Linked DNA regions of Mus musculus: region 1 is linked to region 2. Evidence: chromatin loops called from intact Hi-C (ENCODE). Cell type or tissue: heart. All regions are shown on one strand. Each heading gives the region's core, and the rest is flanking DNA. Links, peaks and the distances in the headings are about the cores only.

The links. Peaks named below come from ENCODE experiments on the same cell type or tissue, not always from the same donor. Only the 100,000 strongest peaks of a DNase experiment are listed, where the experiment ranks them.
Region 1: a loop joins it to region 2, with 3 times the contacts of the local background. A loop is called at or near these places in 1 of 42 quality-filtered maps.

Annotation. Positions count from the first base shown.
Region 1 is chr5:129,875,245-129,883,230 of GRCm38, reverse strand. Phkg1 (phosphorylase kinase gamma 1) reads left to right here and starts at 4,143. Exons shown (of 10, transcript NM_011079.3): 1 at 4,143-4,300. Chchd2 (coiled-coil-helix-coiled-coil-helix domain containing 2) reads left to right here. Exons shown (of 4, transcript NM_024166.6): 3 at 652-802; 4 at 1,835-2,070. The coding sequence ends at 1,845. In heart, for the core only: a CTCF peak has its summit at 4,036; DNase peaks (open chromatin) are centred at 4,090 and 4,990.
Region 2 is chr5:129,721,702-129,729,687 of GRCm38, reverse strand. It overlaps Nipsnap2 (nipsnap homolog 2), which reads right to left and starts at 4,613. Exons shown (of 10, transcript NM_008095.4): 1 at 4,467-4,613. The coding sequence starts at 4,543. In heart, for the core only: no CTCF peak of the experiment used is centred there; a DNase peak (open chromatin) is centred at 4,497; H3K4me3 peaks cover 2,954 bases; H3K27ac peaks cover 3,270 bases.

The DNA of each region.
Region 1 (7,986 bases), core at 1,529-6,528, 150 kb before region 2:
GTTGTTGTTTTTGTTTATATGTTTTTTTACTATTTCTTTGTCTGGGGTAGATGTATTTTCTAAGGAGCATGTATTTCTGGTATGTCTGAAATTCTCATCCATCTCTTTCCCATGATCCAGTTTTCCTTATGAATGCTTCAATATACATACATACATATATATAAAATACACATATATATCCACATATATATACACACCAATATACATATATAAACATATATGTATACATATATATATAAAATACACACATGCTCACGTGACAGTGTGTGGGTGTGTTGTGCTGGGATCAAACCTCAAACCCGGGGCAAAGAATACAGTCTTACTGTGGAGTCCCTAGCCCGTTTTTAAAGTTTTGGTCTTAATGTTTACAATGGTAAGGCCCAGCCCAGAGCCTTGAGTGTACTGAGCAAGGTCTTCATAGAACCTTGGCTCCCATTTACGCTCCAGATGATGTGATTCGGTGTTTGTTGCTTTTGGTTCTGAGTTGGCGAGGACATCTTTGTTCTTTACATCGTTTTCACTGCCATGTTCCTGGCTGGCACTAAACTTGCACCTTTCTCCAGTTGTTCCCCAGCTCCCAGTGTGTGAGCGCTGCCCTTGGGTGGTGCCCTGTGCTTTCTCATCTCAACACAAGATGCTGTGTCTTTGCAGGAGCCTCAGGGAGCCCAGCTGCAGAACCAGCAGTCTTTTGGACCTTGCTCTCTAGAGATCAAGCAGTTTCTGGAGTGTGCTCAGAACCAGAGCGATGTCAAGCTCTGTGAGGGCTTCAACGAGGTGCTGCGGCAGTGCAGGATTGCAAATGGTAGGCGACTTGTCCCTCTGCTCGGGGTGATGGTCCTGAACCCTATTTAGTTTTGGAGTTAAGTATTTACAGTTCAGTGCTTGTTTTTGTTTTCCCAGTTTCAATTAGAGTACTGGTTCTCAACCTTAGGCCCTCATGCTGTAGTGACCTGGAACCATAAAGTTATTTTTGTTGCCTTTTTTTTTTTTTTTTTTTTTTTGAGACAGGGTTTCTCTGTGTAGCCCTGGCTGTCCTGGAACTCACTTTGTAGAGCAGGCTGGTCTCGAACTCAGAAATCCGCCTGCCTCTGCCTCCCAAGTGCTGGGATTAAAGGCGTGGGCCACCACACTAGCTTTGTTGCTATTTTGTAATTATAATTTTGATACTGTTATGAACTGTAGGGTAAATGTCTTATATGCAGGATATCTGGTATGTGATTCCTCTGAAAGGGGTGGAGACCGTCAGGGTGAAAATAGCTGAGTTAGATGGGAGGGCGGTGAGGTATTTAGGAATGGAATTAAGAGGTACTTGTCCTAGCCAGGTGGAGGTCATGCACAGTTTTAATCCACTCAGGAAACAAGAAAACCCTGTCTCTCAAAAAAGCTAAAGTTCATGAAGTTCTCTGCCTGATAGAACTGATATCAGACCGTCCCACAACAGGGAAGACCCAGGCCTGAGGCCGATCCTCAACCTGAGAACTCCCAGACAGAATGCTGTGGACGAACTGGTCCACGAAATATCTATTTCCAGGACAGGGTTGTTAGGTAGGCACTACACTGCCGTGCCCATCGAGGAAACCCTCCCCTTAGCTTCTGACAGAGGGTTAGTAATAGAATTGAGAGAGACAGAGATAAGATACTTGTCTTAATTCATAGCTTCTTGTTGGTTTAACATCTACCAAATTGGCTAACCCTCTGCTTCGGGCCGTTGTAGACACATGCACCGTGTCTTAGTTATGGCAAAGATAGAATGGAGGTTTGATTGGATGAACCCTGAAATGGTGGTGTTGGGTGTCTTCTAACTTAAACTTGTCTTTTTTTTTTTTTTTAATAGGTTTAATGTAATCAAGAAATTCAAGCTGAAGAGATGTAACATTGGTTCTGTATAATTGATAGTACAAGTGTGGACCCTTATATTTCTAACAGTTCATTGCTTTGGAATGGCCGTGAAAGAGATCTAACTGTGGATGCTTACTGAGGCTTGTATGTAGTGTTGGTTACTGGGGAAGTGTTTGGCCTCCTTGGACTGTGTTGTGATTGTGAGTTAAAAAAAATAAATTGGTTATTCTGAAGTGTGTGGTAGCGTCCTTATTGTGTGTGCCTGGTGAACATAGTAGCATCCTAAGAGAAGCCATTCTCTATGCCTGTCATTCGTCTAGTCCAGAGGTGCTCAGCCTTCCTAGTGCTCTGGCCTTTTAATACAGTTCCTCATCAAAAACACAGCTTTCTGATCTGGAGGCATCGAATCTAGGAAAAGCTTAGGCCCAGGTAAAGTGGTACATGCTTTTAATCCCAGGAGACAGAGATATATATATATATATTTTTTAACTTTGATCACATGCTAATTGTGATGTGTCAGGGAGCTGGTGTGATACTCAGCTGCAGCAGGCTTGTCTAGTATTCACCAGGCTTGAGTCCTGTCTTCAGCCATGCCAACAAACCAAGTAGCTAAGTAAGTGGTAAGCAGGTAGACATTACTGAGACCTCCGATGGCCACGTGACACTGCGTGTCTGCATGGAGGCAGCGTACGCAAGCCGTTGGGTCTCCCTATATAGTCCAGATCTGTGTAAATGGCCTATCCTGCCTCAGCCTCCCAAGTGCTGGGATTAGAGGCTTGTGCCACCATACCCAGTTAAAAACCATCCTGTAGCCAGGCGTGGTAGTGCACACTTAATCACAGCTCTGGGATCACAGCCGGTGGATCCCTGAGAGTCTGAGGCTGGCCGGGTCTACAGGGTGAGCTCCAGGACAGCTGGGGCTACACAGAGAACCCTGTCCCACACAAAAACCAGCCAAACATCAACAACAAAAACATGGAGTTCAATTCCCAGCAACTACATGGTGGCTCACAAACCATCTGTAATGGCATCCGATGCCCTCCTCTGGTATGTCTAAAGACAGCTACAGTGTACTCACATACATAAAATAAAAAACTTAAAAAAAAAAAGTCATGCTTGGTGTTGCACCCTATAGTGCCAACACACAAGCAGAAGCAGGAGTGCAAGTGTGGAGGCCTCTTGGTCTGCACGGTTTCTGGGTCGTCAGAGTTGTGTAATAAGAGTCTTGTCTTCACTGGGCAATGGTAGCACACGAGTTTAATCCCAGCACTTGGGAGGCAGAGGAGGCAGGCAAATTTCTGAGTTCAAGGCCACCCTGGTCTACAGAGTGAATTCCAATACAGCCAGGACTATACAGAGAAACCCTATCTCCAAATAAAAGACTCTTGTCTTCAAAAAATAACAATGTATTCCTTTCAAAGCTGGTGTTGCCAGGCTGGAGAGATGCATGGCTCATGTGAAGAGCACTTGCTACTCTTTCAGAGGACCTGAGTTCAGTTTTCCATACTCATAGTGGCTATAATGGTCTGTAACTCCAGTTCTGGGGGGGGGGGTCTAATGCCCTCGCTGATGTCTGAGCATATAAGACATTCCTGTATTACAGATACATACTGCCAGCAAAAGACTCATACACATAAAATCGCAAAAAAAACAGGGCTAGAGAACCTGGCTCATTCCTTAAGATCATAAACTGCTTTTCCAGAATTCGATCTCCAGCACCCATGTAGCAAACAACCAGCTATAATTCCAGCTGCAGAAAAACCCAACACCTGGCTTGGGCAGGCACTAATACTCATATCCACATACAGATAGATATGCTGTGATGGTTTGTATATGCTTGGTCTGGGGAGTGGCACTATTAGGAGGTGTGGGAGGGGAGAGGGGGTAGAGAAAAAAAAGTTGCCTTGATCATGGTGTCTGTTCACAGCAGTAAAGCCCTAACTAAGAAATACACACTCATACACATAATTAAAAGTTTGCTTGTTTGTCTTTGGTTTCTCCAGACCAGGTTTCTATGTCTAACTCTGGCTGTTGTGGAAATCACTCAAACTCAAAAGATCTACCTGCCTCTGCCTCCTAAGTGTTCTCCAACACATTGGCTCAGCAAAAGCCAATATTTAAAAAAAACCAAAAGGCTTTGTCTCCTCTGAGCCATTTGCTTTATCCCTGCCACATGTGCTTTCCCCAGGCTCCGCCAGGTGTCACCCCTGATGTAGTTCTGCCCCAGGCCTAGCCCTGCTGGACCTTGGCCTGCATCCCAGGTTTGCAGTTGTGATTTATTTTTGGCAGGCCAGCCTTCCATCACCAAGTACCAAAGTTCCGCAAGAGGAGCAAGACAGCAACTCCAATAAGTGTCTGCTCAGGACACAGCTTCAGCCCTTTGTGGTCTGCTGTCTCCCAAGGGCTCCAGGACCTTTGGAATTCTTGTCACTTCCATTCAAGGGCCTACAAGGACCTCACGGTGAGTAGCCAGGCAGTAGATGGGAGCAATGGGGTTGTGAGGCAAAGACAGGAACCCCTTCCAGGTCTGTTTGACCCATTTCCCCTTAATCCTGGGAGAGCACGGATTCTCAGAGCACCTGTCAGGCAGTTACCTACAGATCATGGATCGGTTGTGTTCTCTGATTAGCTTTCTGGGATATCAAATTCCAAAACATTAGACTATCTATTCTCATTTAGAACACCTCCACACCCCTAGGGAGTCTTGGAACAAGTGTCAGGGGATAATGAAACAGTAAATCCAGATCCATGGTTGGCTCAAGTCAGGCCTTAAGAACAGGGAGATGGACACACGTATATTATCAGAAAGGGTAAACACAGCCAGAATTTGACCAGCCTGGCTCAGGCTGGCATCCTGGTGTGAGCCAAGAATTGCTCTGAACTCAATCACGCAAGGGATCTGCTGTGCCTAGATAATAAGTGAGGGGCATTACATGCCCATCTTGGGCCTTTAGAATGGCCTTTCAGCAAACAGGCTTGTTTTTCAAGGCATACTAACACCTTCAGGCTCTGTTGGCTGTTGATAGGGTCAGCACACAGGCCTGTTTCCTGCTATTGGCAAAGGAGACAGTTGTTATTCTAAACCTTCTTCTGGTAACCAGGCACCCAGTCGCTGGACACCAGGCTTCCTGCAAAGGCCAGCTTGAGGCAGCCAGCACTGCCGCTTGGCTGGTCAGCAAATTGGGCCCCTTGGGAGACCAAGCTTTCTTGGAAGTGGACATGAAGCATGTACCCTTTGCCTGCTTGCCTCTTCCTATTGCTGGGTGATTTTTCTGCCTTTCTCAAACCCTGGGTCTGGAGCAGGAATTCAGTTTCCTGGTAGGAGCCTCTATGTCCCTGGAACAAGATAGGCCAGCTTAGCTTCTCCACATCCAAGATTGAGCACCCTGACTCAGGGCTGTGGGGGATGTGGTGCGGTGGCGGTGGGGGTGGGGCATAGCTCAGCTCAGTCAGTGGCAGAGTGCTTGCCTAGCATACTCAACACCCTGGGTTTTATCCCTAGCACCTAAAGATAAAAATAAGACGGGCTGGAGAGATGGCTCGGTGGTTAAGAACACTGGCTGCTCTTCCAGAGGACCTGGGTTCAATCCCAGCCCCCACGTGGCAGCTCATTACTGCCCTCGGCTCCAGTTCCAGGGGATCCGACACCTTCACACAGATACCATGACACATAAAATTAAATTTTTTTTTTAAAGCAAAGTAGAAATAAGAGTAACCGACTCATGCCAGGCATGGAGACACATGCCTTTGATGACAGCACTAGGAATGCAGAGGCACAAAGATCTATTTATCTATGAGTTTTAGGCCAGCCAGGGCAACATAGTGAGACCCTGTCTCAAAAGGAAAAAAACAAAAAAAAAACAAAAAAAACCTTACAGTGTTGTCCACTCTGCTCCAGGACTACTGGGGTCTTGCTTGCCATTGCTAGGTAGGATCTACGGTATCCATCAGCTAAGACTTATACAGTGCATCACCTGTCCATTGAATCATACCCAGCACTTGCCACACACCGGTGCTGGGCAGAAGGCACAGAGACATCTAAGCATCACAGTCTAATGGGAGGTTATAGCAGAGGCTGAGACCAAGCATTACTCGTCCAGCTCCAGTACAGAGCTTGGCTTTTTTTTTTTTTTTAAGTAAGATTATCTTGATTTTACATGTATGACTGTTCTATGTGTGCACCACATGTCTGCCTGGTCCTGATAGAGGCCAGCAGAGGGCACCTCATTCCCTGGAACTAGAATTATAGATGGTTGTGAGCTGCTCTGTGGGTGCTGGGAATTTGAACCTGGGCCGCTGAAACAGCAGCCAGTGCTTGTAGCCACTAAGCTTTTTTTCAATATCCAGCTGCCCTCACTCCCCCTTTTTTTATTGATACAAGGTCTCATGTAGCCCTGGCTGGCCTAGAACTTGCTATATAGATCTCACTAGCTACTAGGTCTGTTTTCTTCTTCTTTTCCTTCCTTCCTTCCTCCCTCCCTCCCTCCCTCCCCCCCTCTCTCTCTCTTTCTTTCTTTCTTTCTTTCTTTCTTTCTTTCTTTCTTTCTTTCTTTCTTTGTTTCTTTCTCTCTCTTCTTTCTTTCCTCTCTCTCTCTCTCTTTCTGTTATTTAAGACAGTGTCTTCTTATCTCACCTTGGTGACTAGGCTGGCCTGGAACATACAGAGATCTGCCTGTCTGCTGTGCCCAGCATACCCCCAGTGTTTAGCTTATTTCATGGCTATTAGCCAAGAGTGATGATAGCCCATGCCTGTAAACCTAATGGCAGGAGAATCACAAGCTTTAGGGTTAGCTGGGCTACGTAATTAATCTTAATTGTAAGCCAGCCTGGGCTGTAGAGTGAGGTCTAGCTCAACAATGGGCTTTTTAATATTTATCTTTCCCCAGCTTTCTGGCCCACTCCCATTCTTAGAAGTGTCTTTCTCCCGGGCGGTGGTGCATGCCTTTAATCCCAGCACTTGGGAGGCAGAGGCAGGCAGATTTCTGAGTTCCAGGCCAGCCTGGTCGACAGAGTGAGTTCCAGGACAGACAGGGCTACACAGAGAAACCCTGTCTTGTCGAAACCACTGTCTCCTGTGTGAGATACGTTTCGAACCGGAGCTCCACCATTATGGCTCCACCATGTGGTCGACACCTCTGTCTCCTGCGGGAGATATGTGTCCGACCCGGAGTTCATTAAACTACCTCATGCTTTTACATCAAAAAAAAAAAAAAAAAAAAGAAACCCTGTCTTGGAAAAAAAAAGTGTCTTTCTTTTTCTCAATAAGCTGTCTCTATTCCCTTAGAAAACAAAACACAGGGGAGGGTATGGGGGACTTTTGGGATAGCATTGGAAATGTAAATGAGGAAAATACCTAATAAAAATAAAAATTAAAAAAAATTTAAAAAATTTTAAAAAGTAAGACTTCAAAATCAAAAAAAAAAAAAAAAAAAAGAAAAAAAAAAAAGAAAACAAAACACACTCCCCTCCCTCCCCCAAGAAAAAACCCACTAACCTCTAAGGGCACCAGACACACGTGTGGTACACAAACATACATAAGGGTGAAACGCTTGTACTCCAATAAAAATAAAATTGGTCAGGAAATGAAAGGCATAGATGTTCTGCCATATGGGGAGGAGCTAAGGGCTGAGAAACGGGGAGGGGGGCCGGGGGTGGTGGTGGTGAGAGTGCAGAATACAGCGCATGGGCATGATGGCACAGACCAGACCTGAAACCCTGCACTTGGGAAGTCGAAAGATCAGGAGTTCAAGATCAGTTTCAGCTACAGGCAAGTTTAGGGACAGCTTAGGCTCCATGAGACTCTTTGTTTTTTTGTTTTTTGTTTTTGTTTTTTCGAGACAGGGTTTCTCTGTATAGCCCTGGCGGTCCTGGAACTCACTTTGTAGACCAGGCTGGCCTCTTGAACTCAGAAATCCGCCTGCCTCTGCCTCCCCAGTGCTGGGATTAAAGGCGTGCGCCACCACGCCCGGCTTCCATGAGACTCTTAAGCCAAAAGAAGAAGCAAAAGAGTCGTCGCCGCCAGCCATCATAGGCAGAATAACAACAAATACAGAAGGGGTGGTGGCTGGCTTGTTGATGGACAGCCGAGGGAGGAGCGGTATGATGTATGCAGGAAGCTCACCCTGGAAGGGAGGGGTAGGAAGGTAA
Region 2 (7,986 bases), core at 1,954-6,953:
GTCAGCAAAGGGAGGCAGGGGAAAAAGATTTAATGTTCAGAAAGAGCATAGCGGGCCTTACCACAAATACCCACTTGACCCACAAATATTTGCTAACTGCATGATGATATGCGTTAGGGGTTGGGCTAGCTGCGAGAGGACATACATAGAATGAACCCGGCCCTGACCCCACAGGGCTGAGCCTGCAGGGGAACTGGATCACATGCATCCCCAGATAAGCTTTGGACGGAGGCCCAGGGGTGGGGGATAAGATGCAGCAGCGCAGGGTGGCCGGACGGGGCAGGGTCTCAGGTGGCCGGGAGATGAGGTGCCAGGAAGAAGTAACTCTTGAGCTAATGATGTGGCTCAGTGGTTCTCAGCTTTCCTCAGGCTGCCACTTTAACACAGTCCCTCGTGTTTCCGTGATCCCCAACCATGAAATGGCTTTCATGGCTACTTCCTAACAGGAATTTTGCTGTTATGAATCGTAATGTAAATATCTGATATGCAATCCAAAGGGGTCTTGACTCACAGGCTGAGAACCACTGACAGAGAAGGGGAAGAAACATCTGTCAGCTGGACATCCAGGGGAGACAGCGTTTTAAGGGCTAGTCACAAAGCCAGGAGTAGGTATTGCAGCGAGGAAGCACGCACGGGCAGGGGAGGGCGGCAGATCTATTCTGAGATGTTTCATATTGAAGCAATACTCCTGTGACCCTAACTCCTGCACAGCTGCTACAGAGACCCTCTCGCCCATTTCTTGTTTAGAAAAGCTTCAAACATGGAGAAGTTGAAATAATTTACACACTCCAAGTAGATAAAAATGTGTTGTGTAAGTAAAAAGAAAACTTTTATAGATTTGGAAATCGTCTAGACACATACAACACTTCAGCATATGCCTCCCGTGATGGTCAGACCTTTAATTCCAGCACTTAGGAGGTAGACTCAGGAAGATCTCTGAGTTTAAGGCCAGCCTGGTCTACACTGAGAGTTCCAGGCTGGCCAGCACAATGGGTGAGACCTTGTCTCAATAACTGAATACTTTAACATGTATCTCCAGAGAACAAATCTAAATCCGCTACGCTATTATCATAGCTAAGAAACACAGCTGTTCTAAAATATCTACATCCACCCTCTATTACTCGTCTGCATTGTCTTCTAAATGGCTTTTCTTGGGAGGGGTGTTGGAGATGGAAGGAAAGGATTAGGTAAAACTCAGATACACGCCCTTAACGGCTAAGCCACCTCTCCTGCCAGCACAGGTTGGTTAAGGGAGATTTTTATAATGGAAAAATGGCCTCTTAGAGTTTTTTTTTTTTTTTTTTTTTAAATCTGTCTCCTTCAATGATGGGATCAAGTTCACAGTCTTCAGAGGAATCCATACAATTGCTGCTGACAGTTAATGAGGGGATGAGAACAGAGACGGTGGAGCTTAGACACTGGGAAGCAAACATGACAGATCTGACGACCAGATTGGAAGGAGAGAGGAGAGGGGCAGCACAAGCTTGGGGAAGGCCTGATTCCTGGCTTGGACGATGGGAGATGGTCCATCCCTGGAAAGAGAGCAATCAAAAAATCCTTTGTACCTTAAAACCCTTTCTAGGCGACTGTCTAGTAATCAGCTGAGAACTCTGGGCTTAATACAATCCATAGCTAAATAAGATGGACTACAGCTGTGGATCTCGACCTTCCTAACGCTGCGACCCTTTACTACAGTTCCTCATGCTGTGCTGATTCCCAACCATAACATTATCACATCGCTACTTCAGAACTGTAATTTTGCTCTAACTCTTTGGATTTATAATATAAATAGCTGATATGTAGGATTTCTGATGTGACCCCCTGCCGGGGGAATCTCGACCCACAGTACTAGAATACACACGTCTGAGATACCTACAGAGACCTCCTGATTCCTATCTGAAACTCATGTTGCAAGGCCACCTCAACATCCCTGTGAGCAAATCTGTTATTTATTTATTTATTTACTGCCATCTTACTTAACCTTTTAGCCAGGATCAGGCACAGCTAACCGGTCCAATAAATATCCCCTCTCTGACGCCTGTCACATAATGATGGTTCTGGCTGCTCTTTCCCCGTCTTCCTTGCTGGCTCCTTCTCCTCTATTCAACAGCCTGTAAATGTTGACACACACTAGGCCTTGCTTCTCAGCTCCTTCACTAGCCTCCTTCTCTCCTTAAAACAATTCCATCCATCGCTGTGGCTTTAAAACAAAACAAACACACCAAAACAAGCCTGGCGGTGGCATACACCTTCATTCAGTCCCAGCACTAGGGAGGCAGAGGCAGGCTTAACAGCCTGATATATAGATCGGGTTCCAGCACAACCAGGGTTACTGTCTCTCAAACTCCCATCTCCCCCAAAACCAACCCCTCCCCCCAAAAAAACCTCTAACCCCCCAGACAAACCAAAACCCACAGAAAAACAAAACCACCACCATCAAAAACAAAAACAGTAAAAACACAGTCTAATAAAATCCAGATATCTATCAACATTCTTATATGCTAATCCCCACCAGTTGCCTATAGCCCAGACACTTGGATATTCCATTTGAACAGCCTATACCTCAGACTTCACAAGGTTCTAAACTGCTCAGGACTCCCTCTTCTTCCTCCTCTTTGAATAGCTCCCAGAGAGGATTGGCAGGAAGGGAGAGAGGAGGGTGAGAGTATCCTCAAGGAATCAAGGGGTAGGGAGCATTTGGCTCCAAGTACGGGTACCTGGTAGGTCCAAAACTCTACCAGTTTCATGACTTTGAGCATTGGGTCTTGAGTGAGCACCTTGGGGTTCAGTTGCCTGTTTCCCAAGGAACAAAATACAAACTTTAGGGGCTCGGACTGCTTGCTCAGTAACAACAGATGTGAGAGTAAGATGTCGGTTCATTCCACTTGGAATCATATTACAGGTGGTTTAAATAATTTGCACCTACAAGTTGCATCTGTCCTGAAACAAAAGCATTCACACACTTTTCCCTCGAGATGTGTCTCTTGTCCTCTGTGTGTCTGTGTGAGATACACACCCCAGTACTAAAGATTGCCAGTAAATCAGACAAGCCATATTATATGGTGCTCTCATAATGCTGGAGAGATGGCTCCATGCCTAAGACCACCTGTTCCTTTCCTAGAGGGGCAGAGTTCCGATCCCAGCACCCAAGTGGTGGCTTACAACCATTTCTGTAACTGTACTTCAGAGGGTCAGAGACTTTCTTCTGGTCCCTGAAGGCCCAAGGCATGCACACGGTGCACATACATAGATGCAGGTAAAAACCACACATACGCACAAACAAAAGAAATCTGAAGGCAAGTTCTGGAGCTGGTGAGATGGCTTAAGGGGTAAAGAAACTGGCTGCTAAGTTTGATGAACTACATTCAATTTCCCAGACCCACATGGTGGAAGAAAATCAATTACACACACGTGGCAGAGAGCTCAGAGGTTAAAAAAAATCTTAAAAAAAAAAAAAAGGAATATTTCAATTAGCCAAGGCTGGCCTGCAACTGCACACCTGCAACTGCAGAACTTTGGAGTCTGAAGCAAAAGGTTTGCTGAAGGTTCAAGGCCAGCCAGGAATATATGTAGTAAGATCTTGTCTCAAAATACATACATACATACATACATACATACATACATACATACATACATACATACATAGGGCCTGGAGAGATGGCTCAGGGGTTAAGAACACTTGCCGCTCTAGAAGAGAACTCAGATTCAATTCCCAGCCCCGACATGGCGGCTCACAACCCTCTGTAACTCCGGGTCGTTGGGGATCCAAAACCTTCTCCTGGCTGCCCCAGGCACCTATGTGTTAGCCACACATGAAAGCAAACACTTATACACATAAAATAAAAAAATAAATCCTACAAACCGCTTAAACAGCAAATAAGCATATAAAGGAAGAAAAGAAGGGAAAACAAATCTGTCGGTAAATTCGGATGGCCTTTCGTTATTTAAACGTGGGGATGTCAAGGTGACAGGTTGACACACCGAGCACAGTCTCCGCGGAGGTCAGGAAAAAAGAAAAAGTTTCGACAGCGAACTCCGCCATCTACTACAGCTGGCCACCGTGGGTTACTTTTTTTTTTTTTTTTTTTTGCCACTCCGCTTTCAAATTTAAGGGCTGTCCCGACTGGGGACCCCGGGGTACAGCTTCCCCAGGGAGACCAGCCATCCTTTTGCTTCTCTGCACGACCTGGGGCGAGGCATTGCTACTGCGAGGGGCGCAGCGCGCAGAGGCTGAGGGCGGACGTGGCCCGCGAGCCCGGGCGTCCCCGGCAAGGGCGGCGCCGGCAGGACGGTGACCTTGAGCCCCACGGGGGCCCGGGAAGGCGCCGCAGCCTCGCCAGCCCTCGGTCGCCTGGGACTCGGGAGGCCGGCCCCCCGGCGTCCCCTGCCCGCCCCGGGGACCCCGCGCCCTTCGCCCCACGGCGGCCCCTCCCCGGCCGGGCCCCGGAAAGGGCGGCGCTGCTCACCGGAGCCCCGGCAGGAAGCCGCTCTGGGCGGCTGGCCGCAGCAGGCCTCCTCGCGCGAGCAACACCCGCGCCGCCATCTTGCTCCGGAGCCTGAAGCTCCTACCGCCTCGGTGTCGCTGACGCCGCCGCTACCGCGACCCCTCCCCCGGCCGGGCCGACCAGGCTGGGGCGGGGCGGGGCAGGGCGCTAGGCCGCTGTAGTGCAGGGGAGCGGCCGCTAGGGGGAGCAGCGTGGCGCCTCAGTGCTGCCGCCAGGGGGCGTGCCAAGAAGTTGCTGAAGATATCCGTAGATCCCGCGAGGGGAGTTCAGGGTCTCTGAAGTCCGAGTGAGAAAGGAACCTGGAATGTACACGGGGAGATCCACGGGAAAGGAGTAGATCTGTGCATGTGGGGAATCCAGAGTCTGATTTTATGGTTGAGGGCCACCACAAACATGAGGAAACGTGTTAAAGTTTTAGCAGCATCAGGAAAGTCGAGAACCACTGGTATAGGGGGAAGTGTATTCTGTAAGGATAATAAAAGAGCTATGGATATAAGCATAAACTTCAGCAAGATAAGAGTAGGCAAAAGCAGAACTAGATCCCGAGGAATCAGAGAAATAGGGAGCAGCCTGGGCCTCAGTTACATGCAGAGGCCAAGAGAAGGATACTCTCCAATTGGTGGCTGCCTTCCTGGTTCTGAGTTAGAAGACGGATGGGAGCTGTAATCTTGAAGCTCAGGAGTTGTGGTTTTCTTTATCTTTTAAATTTTTCTCTTCCTAGTCTATGTGCATCATCAGTGTTTTGCCTGCATGTATGTCTGTGTGAGAGTGTGGGTGGAGCCCCTGGCAATTGGAGTTGCAGGAGGTTGTGAGCTGCCATGTGGGTGCTAGGAATTGAACCCCAGGTCCTCCGGGAAGAGCAGCCAGTGCTCTTAATCGCTGAGCCATCTTTCCAGCCCCATGGGTACAGTTTTTCTAACAAGAATTTGGACAAATGACAGGGTCTGGTCTTGTGGGTGGTGGAGGAGCGGTTCAGACTGGGAGAGGCACTCCTTTGAATGTGAATGAGGCTGAGAGCGGTCCATAAAACTGTAGACCCAACTGTGGGAGGCAGATATGTGACTTGCTGCGGGCAGGGCCTCTTCAAGCGTCGGTGAGCCCTGCCTTTTTTATACAGATCCTTCATTTCTCAACTTAGCTGAGACAGGGTCTTTATGTGGCGCCCAGTCCGGCCTCAAACTGATGGTAATCTGTTTACCGCTCTTGAGTCGGGGTTGAACCTGGGAGAATGGAGCCTAAAAACGAGGCGGACTAAAGTCTCAAGCAATAGCGTTTATTCAGAGCATCAGACGATTTATACTCTGAGGGTATAGAAGAACCACAGGAGTTAGGTGTGTAATCATAAGGACAAGCCACACGTGGCAAAAAAATAATAAAAGCAGCAAGCAGTAATGAGTGATCTGGAGTGAACTCACTGCGATTCGCTACACCTGGGAGGGGTGTGAAGCACAGTCTATGAACAAGTTTTGTGTTTTGAAGAAACTGAGGTTACAAGACTCATTTGGAGTTTCTCACAAGCATTCAGAGTTCCCCTCATGCGACTCCATCCTTGGGTCCTGCCTGTTCTGACAGGAATCCTTTTGTAATCTCAGGGTAAACTCCTGGGTTGAGATTACTTGCAGAGCCGTCATAAGCTGTTTAGTTATTGGACCTCATTATTCAGACCAGGATGGCCTCAAACTCTCAATGCTCCTGCCTCTGTCTCTGCGGTGCAGGGATCATAGGTATGCAGTATTGCACTTGACTCAACTTTATAGGTTAGGAGTTTCAACTCTCTCTTGGAATGCAAACTTGGCGTTTATGCATTTCTTTGATGACTCTGCTTTTGTGCTCCTTAGCATTAGGCCATATTTTTCCTGTATTCCCCACCCCCAAACCCATTGCCATTTGGCTCTAAAGTTTCATTAGTTCTTTAGTCCAGTGCTCTCCTCCCTTCCTAAGTACTGGTGACTGTACTTAGGGCCTTGAATATGTTAGGCATGTGTTCTATTAATGAGCTTGCATCTTCAATCTATTTTTGAAATAGGTTCTACCAAGTTGCCTGGGCTTGCTGTGCTCAGCACTTAGCCTCCTGAGTGCTATATTATAAGTGTATGCCATGGGCTGGAGAGATGGCTCAGGGGTTAAGAGCACTGACTGCTCTTCTGAAGATCCTGAGTTCAAATCCCAGCACCCACATGATGGCTCACAACTATTTGCAATGAGATCTGATGCCCTCTTCTGGCTTGTCTGAAGACAGCTACAGTGAGTGTATTTAGATATAATAATAAATTAATTGATTAAAAAAATAAGTGTAGGGGGCTGGAGAGATGGCTCAGTGGTTAAGAGCACTGACTGCTCTTCTGAAGGTCCTGAGTTCAAAACCCAGCAACCACATGGTGGCTCACAACCATCTGCAATGTGATCTGACGCTCTTGTCTGGTGTGTCTGAAGACAACTACAGTGTACTCATATACATAAAATAAATAAATTTAAAAAAAAATAAGTGTATGCCACTACCCAAGTGGCTTTAGGCCCTGCCATGGATCACCCCACTCAGGTATGGGGGGGGGGGTCCCTGGAATGAGGGTTCTTGAAGCTAGGTGGGTAAGGATTTGGTGGTGACAAACAGAAACAAACACAGAGGCAGTTTGAATCTGAGTGTATTCTGCAGCTCTCAAGCAGGGGATTTTATACATTAAAAAAACAAACATTATATCTCTTAGAAAGTATATATCCAGTGAAACAATCACAGAAACCAACAAAAATCATTTGGCACAGTAAAGCACAAAAAATCATCCAAGCATTACAACTCTGAAACTATGTGTTCAGTGGATCACAACAGAACAGATAACATCATTATTAATGTAAATCATCAAAATATAACAATTCTAAAAGGATGTATACAGTGGGGGCTGTCGTCCAAGGCTAGTGACATATTTCCAGGAGCAGGTTAATAAATCTTTAATGGTCAGTGCTCTTAACCACTGAACTAACTTTCCAGCCCCATGGTCAATTATTATTTAACATCTAGTGCCTGATTTTTTATAATCTTCAATGTATAAATTTAAACTATTTTAAATCTTTCTAATTAAGGCTTTCTTTACCATATACCAAAATCCACCTCTGATGACACACAAGTAGCCATATGAAATTTTATTGTTGGGAAAGTTTTTATCATACAAGTTTTGTAAATGATTTAGAAAGTAAAGTGTTGGTTTCCCTGGGGATAAGGTCATGTTAGTGACCCCCATCTTAGGCTACCAGGAATGTGTAAATAAGAAAAGAATAAGAGAAAACAAAACAGATAGACTGCCATGAGAACTACGGCTCAATATATTTTCTCCATTAAAGAGTTCCACAGCCAATTCCAGGAGGTCAATCGCCTCAGTCTGTGGAATTTGTCACACAGATCCTACTGGAGGTGGTGTGGCAAGGCCCTAGTGGTTCTCAACCTGTGGGGGTCAGGATGCCATTGCAGTTGGTCCAATGATCTTTTCAA